Linked DNA regions of Homo sapiens: region 2 is linked to region 1. A link is a loop called in an ENCODE intact Hi-C map of the cell type or tissue named here. Cell type or tissue: CD4-positive, alpha-beta T cell. All regions are shown on one strand. Each heading gives the region's core, and the rest is flanking DNA. Links, peaks and the distances in the headings are about the cores only. Region 1 overlaps PHLPP1 (PH domain and leucine rich repeat protein phosphatase 1). Region 2 overlaps PHLPP1 (PH domain and leucine rich repeat protein phosphatase 1).

The links. Peaks named below come from ENCODE experiments on the same cell type or tissue, not always from the same donor. Only the 100,000 strongest peaks of a DNase experiment are listed, where the experiment ranks them.
Region 2: it touches region 1 in a loop (3-fold over the local background); 1 of 110 quality-filtered maps calls a loop at or near these places.

The regions. Positions count from the first base shown.
Region 1 is chr18:62,867,679-62,873,069 of GRCh38, forward strand. All of the region lies in intron 4 of PHLPP1 (PH domain and leucine rich repeat protein phosphatase 1), which reads left to right. Among named protein-coding and RNA genes, the nearest start is that of PHLPP1, 150 kb to the left of the region's middle. RefSeq lists an enhancer at 4,454-4,955. In CD4-positive, alpha-beta T cell, for the core only: no CTCF peak of the experiment used is centred there; a DNase peak (open chromatin) is centred at 2,163; H3K4me3 peaks cover 1,231 bases; H3K27ac peaks cover 1,265 bases.
Region 2 is chr18:62,805,899-62,811,289 of GRCh38, forward strand. The region is part of intron 1 of PHLPP1 (PH domain and leucine rich repeat protein phosphatase 1); the gene reads left to right. Among named protein-coding and RNA genes, the nearest start is that of PHLPP1, 93 kb to the left of the region's middle. In CD4-positive, alpha-beta T cell, for the core only: no CTCF peak of the experiment used is centred there; a DNase peak (open chromatin) is centred at 2,443.

The DNA of each region.
Region 1 (5,391 bases), core at 235-5,234:
AAGACAGTGTGTGGACCTTTTCCTCAGGGGGTGTCAGTTTACTAGAGAAACCCTTTGGTATTCTGCCACGGCGATGCATGCCAAGATTTAGGGTAATGAGTGGAAAAGAGAGGAAGAATCTCAAGGTTTAGTATGTGGATTTTTTTTTTTTTAGATGGAGTCTGGCTCTGTTGTCCAGGCTGGAGCGCAGTGGGGCGATCTCGGCTCACTGCAAGCTCCGCCTCCCAGATTCACGCCATTCTCCTGCCTCAGCCTCCTGAGTAGCTGGGATTACAGGCGCCCACCACCACGCCCGGCTAATTTTTCTATTTTTAGTGGAGACAAGGTTTCACTGTTTTAGCCAGGATGGTCTCGATCTTCTGACCTTGTGATCCTCCCGCGTCAGCCTCCCAAAGTGCTGGGATTACAAGCGTGAGCCACTGTGCCCGGCCATATGTGGATTTTTATTTAACTTCCCTGTTTTCAGAACAGTGTTTTCTGTTATGCTTGATAACTTTTTTCTTTTCAATTTATGAGAGATATTTTGACACTTAAGTAATTACAAAGAATTAAACAATACTACAGATTATACCGTCATCCTTTGACAATCATGTCTTATTCATTTTAACTTCCATAAGCCAGTTTCTATAGCATTGCATGTGTACCAAATCAATAAGGGATAACTTCAGACTATTTTAGATGAAAATTGTATCTTGCCTGTAACTTTGGGAGGCTAAGGTGGGTGGATGATTTGAGGTCATGTTGGCCAGCCTGGCCAACATGGTGAAACCCGTCTCTACTAAAAATACAAAAAAATAGCTAGGCGTCATGGCGCACACCTATAATCCCAGCTCCTCAGGAGGCTAAGGCAAGAGAATCGCTTGAACCTGGGAGGCAGAGGTTGCAGTGAGCTGAAATGGCGCCACTGCACTCCAGCCTGAGTGACTGAGCGAGACTCTGTCTCAAAAAAAAAAAAAAAAAAAGTTGTATCTTAAAATTGTATATGTAAACATTAACATTAAATGTACAAATTTAGTTAATACTTTGTTTTCAGTGACATTTATTTTCTCTAATTTCCCAAACCTATCATTGATCAGAAAAATAATTGCAAAGAACACATGTCTGATAAGACAGTATTACTGAGCCATGTGGTATGAAAGGAGATAAAGGAGTCTTTGATGCTACCCAGATGGACTTCTGGAATTATCTTTTTAGAGATCATATGTTCAATAATCAGCATCTCAGAAAATGAGTATATTACACTGAGACTGAAATATTTTGAATATAAAAGTAAACCAAGTCACTGGACATGAGCCATCTTTCAGCTGTTGTTTAAAATCTCAAGATGAAGAAGAATCATTGAGAATACTCAAGCTGTATGTATAACTAAATAAGAAATTAACTCAGTGGTTTTCATTCTCTTATTGCTCTATAGTTTGACAAACTATTCTCTCTTTTCCAAATTACCTCCCTGATGCTTTGACAGACTATTCTCTTTCTTCCAAATTACCTCCCTGGGTCAAATGAAGGGCCGAAGAAAGCAGTTTCCCTGTTTGTCATGCTGTGATGTAGTATGCCTGATGTCTTTGAATCAGGGACTCTGGTTCGTTTTCTTCCAGGGAATAAACTGTCCTCTGCTGGAATTGGGGAGAGGATCTGGGGTCTTACTCCTCCTTCTGTAACCTTTTGAAAATTTGTAGAAGTATAAAAAAACATAGAAAAGGCAGATATGAGTGTATAACTTGATGGATTTCCACAAAGTGAACACATCCATGTAACCAGTACACATATGAGGAAGAGAATATTGCCAGCACTCCAGAAGCTGTCCTTGTACCCTTCTCTTTATTACCCTAAACATCATCACTATCCTGACTTAGAACATCATGAAGTAGTTTCACTTGTCTTTGTACTTGATCTAAATGGAGCACACAATATGTGTTTGAGTCCAGCTTCTTTCACTGACTTTTCTTTTAAAAAAGCAAAACAAAGCATACCAAGTGACATATTATCAGCTTGTACTTTGTACTGTGTAATATAAGGCAGTGATTTTGATTTGTTTAAGGTAGAGAATTTTAAAATTTTACACTGCAATAAAAGATTTCTGTTTTGTTCTTTCTGTTGCTTTAAGCATGGGGAAGATAGGCCTAGGGGACTTCCTATGTGGTATCGGAGTAACTGGTGAAGCTGCTGTTTTGCTGCTCTTTGTAAAAAACTAGGCTTTATACCAGTTTCTCTTTCTTTTTATTTTAAGACGGGCTCTTGCTCTGTCGCCCAGGCTGGAGTGCAGTGGCACGATCTCGCCTCGGCTTACTGCAACCTCTGCCTCCCAGGTTCAAGCGATTCTTCTGCCTCAGCCTCCCGAATGGATGGGACTACAGGTGCGCGCCAACACGCCTGGCTAATTTTTGTATTTTTAGTAGAGACGGAGGGGGGTCTCACCATATTGGCCAGGCTGGTCTCGAACTCCTGACCTTGTGATCTGCCAGCCTCGGTCTCCCACAATGCTGGAATTACAGGTGTGAGCCACTGTGCCCGGCCACCAGTTTCTCTTTCATTACACACTACTATGAGGTGTTTGTCTCCCACTTCCATTGTCCAAGAAAAATTTTTATTGCTAAGATTCCAGAGTAATAAGTTGATAAGTACACACATGCATATATACCCCCCTCTTATATACATATATTTAATACCAGGAATTAAATGTATAATGTGTATTTAAGAAAGTCATGTTAGTACTGCAGAAAGCATTAACGTGGTTTTTAAATGTCCAGTCACTTAGTGTGGTGGCTTCGAAATATGCCATATATTTAGTTGCTTATTTTTATTTGTGTGTTTAGGAATTTGTGGTAATCTCTAATGTATGTTTCACAGGGAACATTTTAGATGCCAAAGGGTAATTTATTTTTACGTTTTTACCTAAGTTTCAAGGAATTAAGTTTTAGGTTACAATGTTAGGACAAATAACCAGGGAGAAACTTAAAGTACAATATAATTATAACAGGTAGGAGTTCAGAGACATTTTATCTTAAGCACATATCCCCTTAATTTTTCTTTCTACTACAAATTTTTACCTTTAACAAATGAGCTATTTTCACAGAACATTTAAATTGGTATTTGCACCAACATTCTAAATCTGGAAAGATGGCATGCTGATGTACACACACAGGTCAGCAGTTTCAGAGGGAAAACATTGTTCTTGGAACTAGTGCTGTTTGTTTTTCCTTTATTGGCATTGGAACTCTTCAAGTTAGTTTTCAAAATATAGAGGAGAGGCAAACATCAGGGTAATTTTTGGTGGTGTTGATGGTTTCTTTCCTTATTATATGTGTCACTAATAACTATAATACATTGTTTATCTCTTTTATTAATAGTGCTTCATTTATGTTAACTATATCTCTAGATGACTCAGATAGTCTTAATACTAAGATTATTGTTATTTGCAATAGAGAATGATTTTTCATAAAATATGGTAAGTTTCTTTGTAGAGTCAGTGAAGAAGACAACTTTTTGCTGATTTAAATTTAAGGAATATATTTTTTCCCCCATGTCTTAATTTTATGTTTTTAATATGATAGCAAAGCTGTATGAACTTATTCACACTAAATTATAATGGTGTTTGAACATTTTACTGCCCTGGTAAATTCAAATTTAGCTCTGTTTATTTTTGTTTTTGTTTTTGTTTTTTTTGAGATGGAATTTCACTCTTGTCACCCAGGCTGGAGTGCAGTGGTGCAATCTCGGCTCACTGCAACCTCTGCCTCCTGGGTTCAAGCAATTCTCCTGCCTCAGCCTCCCAAGTAACTGGGATTACAGGCGTGCACCACCACACCCGGGCTAATTTTTGTATTATTGTAGAGACGGAGTTTCACCATGTCGGCCAGTCTGGTCACCAACTCCTGACCTCAGGTGATCTGACTGCCTCGGCCTCCGAAAGTGCTGGGATTACAGGCGTGAGTCACCACGCCTGGCCAAATTTAGCTCTGAAAATTTTTTTTTTTTTTTTTTTTTTTACAGTCTTGGTCTGTCCCCCAGGCTGGAGTACAGTGGCGTGATCTCAGCTCACTGCAGCCTCCATCTCCCAGACTTAGGCGATTCTCCTGCCTCAGCCTCCTGAGTAGCTGGGATTACAGGCACGCGCCACCACGCCCAGCAAATTTTTGTATTTTTAGTAGAGATGGGGTTTCACCATGTTGGCCAGGCTGGTCTTGAATTCCTCACCTCAAGTGATCCGCCTGCCTCGGCCTCCCAAAGGGCTGGGGTTATAGGCATGAGCCACTGCACCTGGCCTAGCTCTTATAAATGTGCCATTTATTTATCATTTATTAAGGATGTATAGGGAGGATCATTGAAGGACCTAGAGTTTGTAAATATAGAGGAGGCAAAACTTTACCCGTACCCTCTAAAAGCCTCCACCTGGTTCTGAGAACTAAATGGACATAAGGCATTAGCAGGAGAAAAGTATACAGATTTTTACATGTGCATAGGAACCCCCATGGGAAAATGAAGACCTAAAGAAGTGACAAAATCTAAGTGCTTATGTACTAGGTTGAACCCAGAAGAAATTGTGGAAAAGTAAGTCAAATATATGGGGAGACCAAAGGAAGATGAGTTATTTTAACAAATGATGTTTGTACAGAATTGTCTTAGCCTCCATTCCGTCTCTTGTGGTCAGAATGTTGCTTTCCTCCTGCTACATAGAGGGCATCTTTCACAAGGGAGTTTTGTTTCTTGATTTCAAGAAGGGGAGGTCAGAGGCCAGATGCAGTGGCTCAGGCTTATAATCCCAGCACTTTGGGAGGCCGAGGTGGGTGAATCATTTGAGGCCAGGAGTTTGAAACCAGCCTGGCCAACATGGTGAAACCTTGTCTCAACTAAAACTACAAAAATTAGCCAGTGTGGTGGTGGGTGCCTGTAATCCGAGCTACTCCAGAGGCTGAGGCAGGAGAATCGCTTGAACCCGGGAGGTGGAGGTTGCAGTGAGCAGAGATCGCGCCACTGGACTCTAGCCTGGGGGACAGAGCGAGACTCAGTCTCAAAAAAAAAATTAGGTGGGGCGTGGTGGCTCACGCCTGTAATCCCAGCACTTTGGGAGGCTGAGGTGAGTGGATTATTTGAGGTCAGGAGTTCAAGACCAGCCTGGCCAACATGGTAAAATCCCGCCACTACTAAAAATACAAAAATTAGCCAGGTGTAGTGGCGGGTACCTGTAGTCCCAGCTACTCGGGAGGCTGAAGCAGGAGAATCACTTGAATCTGGGAGGCGGAGGTTGCAGTGAGCCGAGACTGAGCCACTGCATTCCAGCCTGGGCGACAGAGCAAAACTCTGCCTCAAAAAAAAAAAAAAAAAAAAAGAAAAGGGGAGGTCAGAGCACTCCTTTTTACACCTGCTGTTTTTCAAGTGCGTTTGGCCCAG
Region 2 (5,391 bases), core at 250-5,249, 62 kb before region 1:
TTGAAATAATAGAATATAAAATATTTCAAAATATTTTTATCTAATTCATTCTCTTCTGCATATAATTTTAAATGACTTTAAAAGTTCTCTTTTAATAGAAGTAATGGTTGTTCTGTTTCTTTTGTAGTATTCTAAATGCAAACAAAGTGCCCTCCCGGACTTCTGTTCATCTATTTGTAGGGAAAGTGAAACAAAACAAAAACTCAAACTGAAGAATTTTATATCATATCCTTACCCTGAGAAGTGCTATCTTTATTTGGAACACAGGAAAATCCTCTATCTGTGATGTATGTATAAACACTTAGAAGAAGGGAGAATTGGTAATAAGATTTAAGTAACTCTGTCATAAAAAACAGCAATTTCTATTACTTGACTCCTTTCTGCCATTTTGTTCTTGATTTATTTCTTATGGTAATTCCAAAAAGGATTTACTGATACATTTGGAAGGAAAGGAAACATTCTCTGTTATTTATTTCTAGTGATTTATGCTTGTTCTTTTCTCCTGCTTTCCTGATTTTTCTTCAAAGGCATAAGGCATAAAAATGATCATAGCAGTGGAACTGATGAACAAGTATTCTTTGAGGATGGCTTGTTATTTGGTTAGTTGATTCTTTTTTTGCTGTTCTTGTTGGTCCTAATATTTTTGAGAAAACTCGTTTCTTTTGAGAGATAGATAAAACTGTACTCCCAAGGCAAACCATTTATAGGAAAATAAAAAAGACAGTAAGAATTTTGTGGTATATTGTGTGTACACTCCTTTCTGTAATTGGGCTATCTAAATGTTGTTTGCAATGTTGAAATTAGATCTTCAAGGATTAGCTTGACATCTTTTTTGAAAGACATAATTTTCTATTTATCTACATGGAACTTTGTCTCAGATAGTATGAGATTATATTCTTCAACTCTAAAGCTTTTAAATATAGTTTTGTTTTCCTTTTAAATTTGTTTGGGATTAGATGAGCTCAGGATTGTCTATAGGAGATAAAGAGAGTCAGAACTATTTGAGGAAATTCCAAGAAATGAGGACTTTGAGGTGAATGCATCAGGAATTAGTTTAAATCAGTATGTTATTCAAAATTTGTCAGCTTTTAGTTTAAAAATTTTTTATAAATAAAGTTGCCCTTATTGTCTTTCATAGCGAAATCTGGTTTAGTGTAAGATGAAGGTATTAATTGGATTTTTTTCAAGTCTTTTGGCATTATTATTTCAAGTCTTTTGGGATTATTTCAATCTTTGGGATTATTGCAATATGTGACCACAAGATAATTTTCTTCTTTGTTATACAAAAAAGAAACTCTCACATCTTCTTTGTTACATAGTTATTGAGAGAGTGATGGTGAATTCAGAGTTCTCAATAATAATCGGTCTTAGTTTTTCCAGCAAGTTATATTTTCTATTAATTGTAATTACTCTAAAATTCAAGGACATAAAATTAAGGTACTACTCTAAAATTTTAAGTAAATTTAAATTAATTAAAATACAATCGTATGTATTGAGTATTTGCTCTAAGGCTTATGATTTCTTGGGGAGAAGCATAAAGAAGAAGGTATAATTCTTGTATTCACATAGCTTATAAACCTAAAATAGGACTAAGATGTTTTTACATTCATGTGTTGTTTAACAACAGGGACACATTCTGAGAAATGTGCCATTAGGCAATTTTGTTCTTGTGTGAACGTCATGGAGTGTATTACACAAACCTAGATGATACAGCTTACTCCACACCTCTCTATGCTGTATGGTATATAGCCTTTTGCTCCTAGGCTATAAACCTGTGCAGCGTGTTACTGTACTGAATATTGTAGGCAGTTGTAACACAATGGGAAGTATTAGTGTATCTAAACTTCTAAATATAGAAAAAAATAATAGTAAAAATACAGTATAAAGGATAAAAAATGGTACACCTCTCTAGGGTACTTACTGTGAGTGGAGTTTGCAGGCCGGGAATTGCTTTGGGTGGGTCAGTGAGTGAGTGGTGAGAGAATATGAAGGCCTAGGACATTACTGTACACTACTGTAGACTGTATAAACACTGGACACTTAGGCTACACTAAATTTATTTTTAAAATAATTGAATTAGGCAATAGGAATTTTTCACCTCCATTATAATCTTACGGGACCATCATCCTATGTGTGTGTGGTCTGTCTTGACCAAAAAGTTATGCGGTGCATGACTGTGTTTTTTAAAGATAGGGCAGAGGTGGAGCTTGGATTGGGTCTGGGGTGTGTGAGAGAGAGAAGTTGAGGAAGAGGCTTTGGGTTTTGATCCAAGACACTCAATGAATGGAATCATCTTTTCTGAAGATGAGTTAATCTTAGATAAGTAGGAGGAGCCATTAAAGTAGATCTGTGGAGTAGTGGACAGATGACCATAGGAAACTGGATTCAAGTGAAGAAGACTGGGCTGGAGATAGAAATTGGGAAGTTGACAGTATGATGTAATCAATCTGTAATTCAAGTGAAGAAGACTGGGCTGGAGATAGAAATTGGGAAGTTGACAGTATGATGTAATCAATCTGTACTTTACATGATTACATATATTGATAAAATTTATCACGCTAATTATATGCACATGGATACTTTTTAATAGTTCTCTTATGCTAAGTACTTGTCTAAAATAGTCACTTTTGTTTAGAATTCATCTCTCTGTTTTTTTTTGTTTTTTTTTTTTGAGACGGAGTTTCACTCTTGTCGCCCAGGCTGGGGTGCAATGGCACCATGTTGGCTCACTGCACCTCCGCCTCCTGGGTTCAAGCGATTCTCCTGCCTCAGCCTCCTGAGTAGCTGAGATTACAGGCATGCGCCACCAAGCCCGGCTAATTTTTTTATATTTTTAGTAGAGACGGGATTTCTCCATGTTGGTCAGGCTGGTCTCAAACTCCTTACCTCAGGTGATTCACCCACCTCGGCCTCCCAAAGTGCTGGGATTACAGGCGTGAGCCACCGTGCCTGGCCTGGAATTTGTATCTCATGTGATTCCCTAGTACACTGTACTTTTTCTATTATAGTTTCTACAAAATTATACTGCAGTTGCCTGGTTATTATTTTACTAGACTTTAAGTTTTTTGAGGGCTGGAATCTGTGTTGTTGCCTGCCTACTGCCAGGTATAGAGATGCTCATGTAGATCATATAAAACTCAATTTAATATGAGTTGAAATTTAATAGAGTACCAGAATATTAAATCTTTCTAAATGTGAATTTTTAAAAATATATGTTTTATTTGAAGGCTAGAAGCCACCGCCGTTCCATTTTTAAACAAAACTGTCGTTTCAAACAAAAAAATAACTGAATGTTCTATTCTTTCCACTTTCTTTTCCCCTGAGGAGATTACCTGTGGGGAAGACAAGGCCTAAGTGGTATCACAATGGAAATTAAGTCAGAACCTTGTAATTATTATTTTAGGGCTCCAAATCATTAATTTGAGAAAACCTCAAAAGTAATTCTGCTGTGAATATCTCATCCCATCCAAAGTTGAGTATTTCTGCAGATATACACAATATAAGTATCAAAAAGGTAACAGGCCAGGTGCGGTGGCTTATGCCTGTAATCCCAGCACTTTGGGAGGCCGAGGTAGGTGGATCACAAGGTCAAGAGATGGAGACCATCCTGGCCAACATGGTGAAACCTCATCTCTACTAAAAATACGAAAAAAATTAGCTGGGCGTGGTGGTGGGAGCCTGTAGTCCCAGCAACTCCGGAGCCTGAGGAGGGAGAATCACTTGAACCTGGGAGGCGGAGCTTGCGGTGAGCTGAGATTGCGCCACTGCACTCCAGCCTGGCGACAGAGCAAGACTCCATCTCAAAAAAAAAAAAGTCATTGGCATTTCTCAGTATGTCTTACAACTCAATGAATGTTGGGGCACTATTTTTTTAAAAACATTCTGTTTTTACCCTAGATGCTGGTTAAATGAATGTTTGCCAAATAATTATGTTCTCTTCAGTGTTTTACAATGAATATGCGGATCTTTTGTACATGTATTAACATTTTAGTTCACTTTCCAGTTGGTTTATTTAATTGGTGGATACTAGTTCTATTTGGTGTTGTGAGTAGGTTGCAAAAGTTTATAAGATTGTTGAATATGTAAGATTGTGATAGTCTGCAGGGTCCATCTTCGTGGTTTTTAAGTCTTTTCTGAGTGCTAAGAGAGCTTCTCTAGTTAAATAAACAGCAAGACTTGTTTAACTTAGAGCTGAAGTGGTAACACTGGTACAGTCTACTCATACACTGATGATTGGACCTTAGTCAAGAAATTGCCCTACTACAGACAAAAATCACTGTGTCCTTTGTGTATCTATAGTAGTTTGAATTTCCAGATACAGTGCATAGAGGCATGATACTTTGGTCTTCTGGGGCATTTGACTTTAATATTTAAAAGTCAAAATGCCATATTTCCCTAGCAATCTATTTGGAGCTTTGCTGGTAAGAAGTGCTTGATCTCAGGTAAGATTTAGTGATTAAGTAATTTTTTTTTGTGGTAATCTTAATACAGTATTCCTCTTTTATCTTGGGAGAATTTGTTCCAAGACTCCCAGTGGATGCCTGAAACTGGGGATAGTACTGAACCCTCAATATACTGTACTTAGGGTTTTTTCCTATATAAACATACCTGTGATAAAGTTTAATTTATAAATTAGGCACAGTAAGAGATTAACAACAATAACTAAGAATAAAATAGAATAATTATAACAGTATACCATAATAAAAGTTATATGTACGTGGTTTCTTTCTCTCTGAAAATATCTTACTATACCATTCATATGTTCTGACTCAGGTTGGCTGTGGGTAACTGAAATCACAGAAAGCGAAATCATGGATAAGGGGGACTACTGTACTCTCACTGCATTATATTGAAAATACGTTAAAGCAATACTGAACAAAGGTAGTACTATAAATAGTTATTTAATTAAAAATAAAAACGTTGTAAAACCAAAGAAAATTAGACTTATTTAGATCGGAGGTCAGTAGTGTAGGAGTTTATTGTCCCCCAATTCTGTCCAGCTAAAACCTCAGAATGTGACCTTAGGGTCTTTACAGACATAATTAGTTAAGATGAGATCATACTGGATTATAATGGACCCTAAATCTAATTACTGGTCCTTATAAGAAACAAAGAGGACACATGGAGATATAGAGAAAAAGGTGATGTGAAGACAGAGGCAAGGATTGGAAAAACCTATTGGTGTTTTGCTGGGTTTGAGAATGTCCGGAAAAGTTGCTCATTCCTGTGGGAAAAATAATTCAGTAGTAGAAACATGCTTATTTTTGCTCATTTTGATTGATAGCTGGTTTAGAGCTGCTGGCTAGAAAGAAATGGTAACATTAAATAGGGATCTGGAGTCAGAAAATTCATGCTATTTGACCTAGCAGTTTATAGAATAAAAGATCAGAA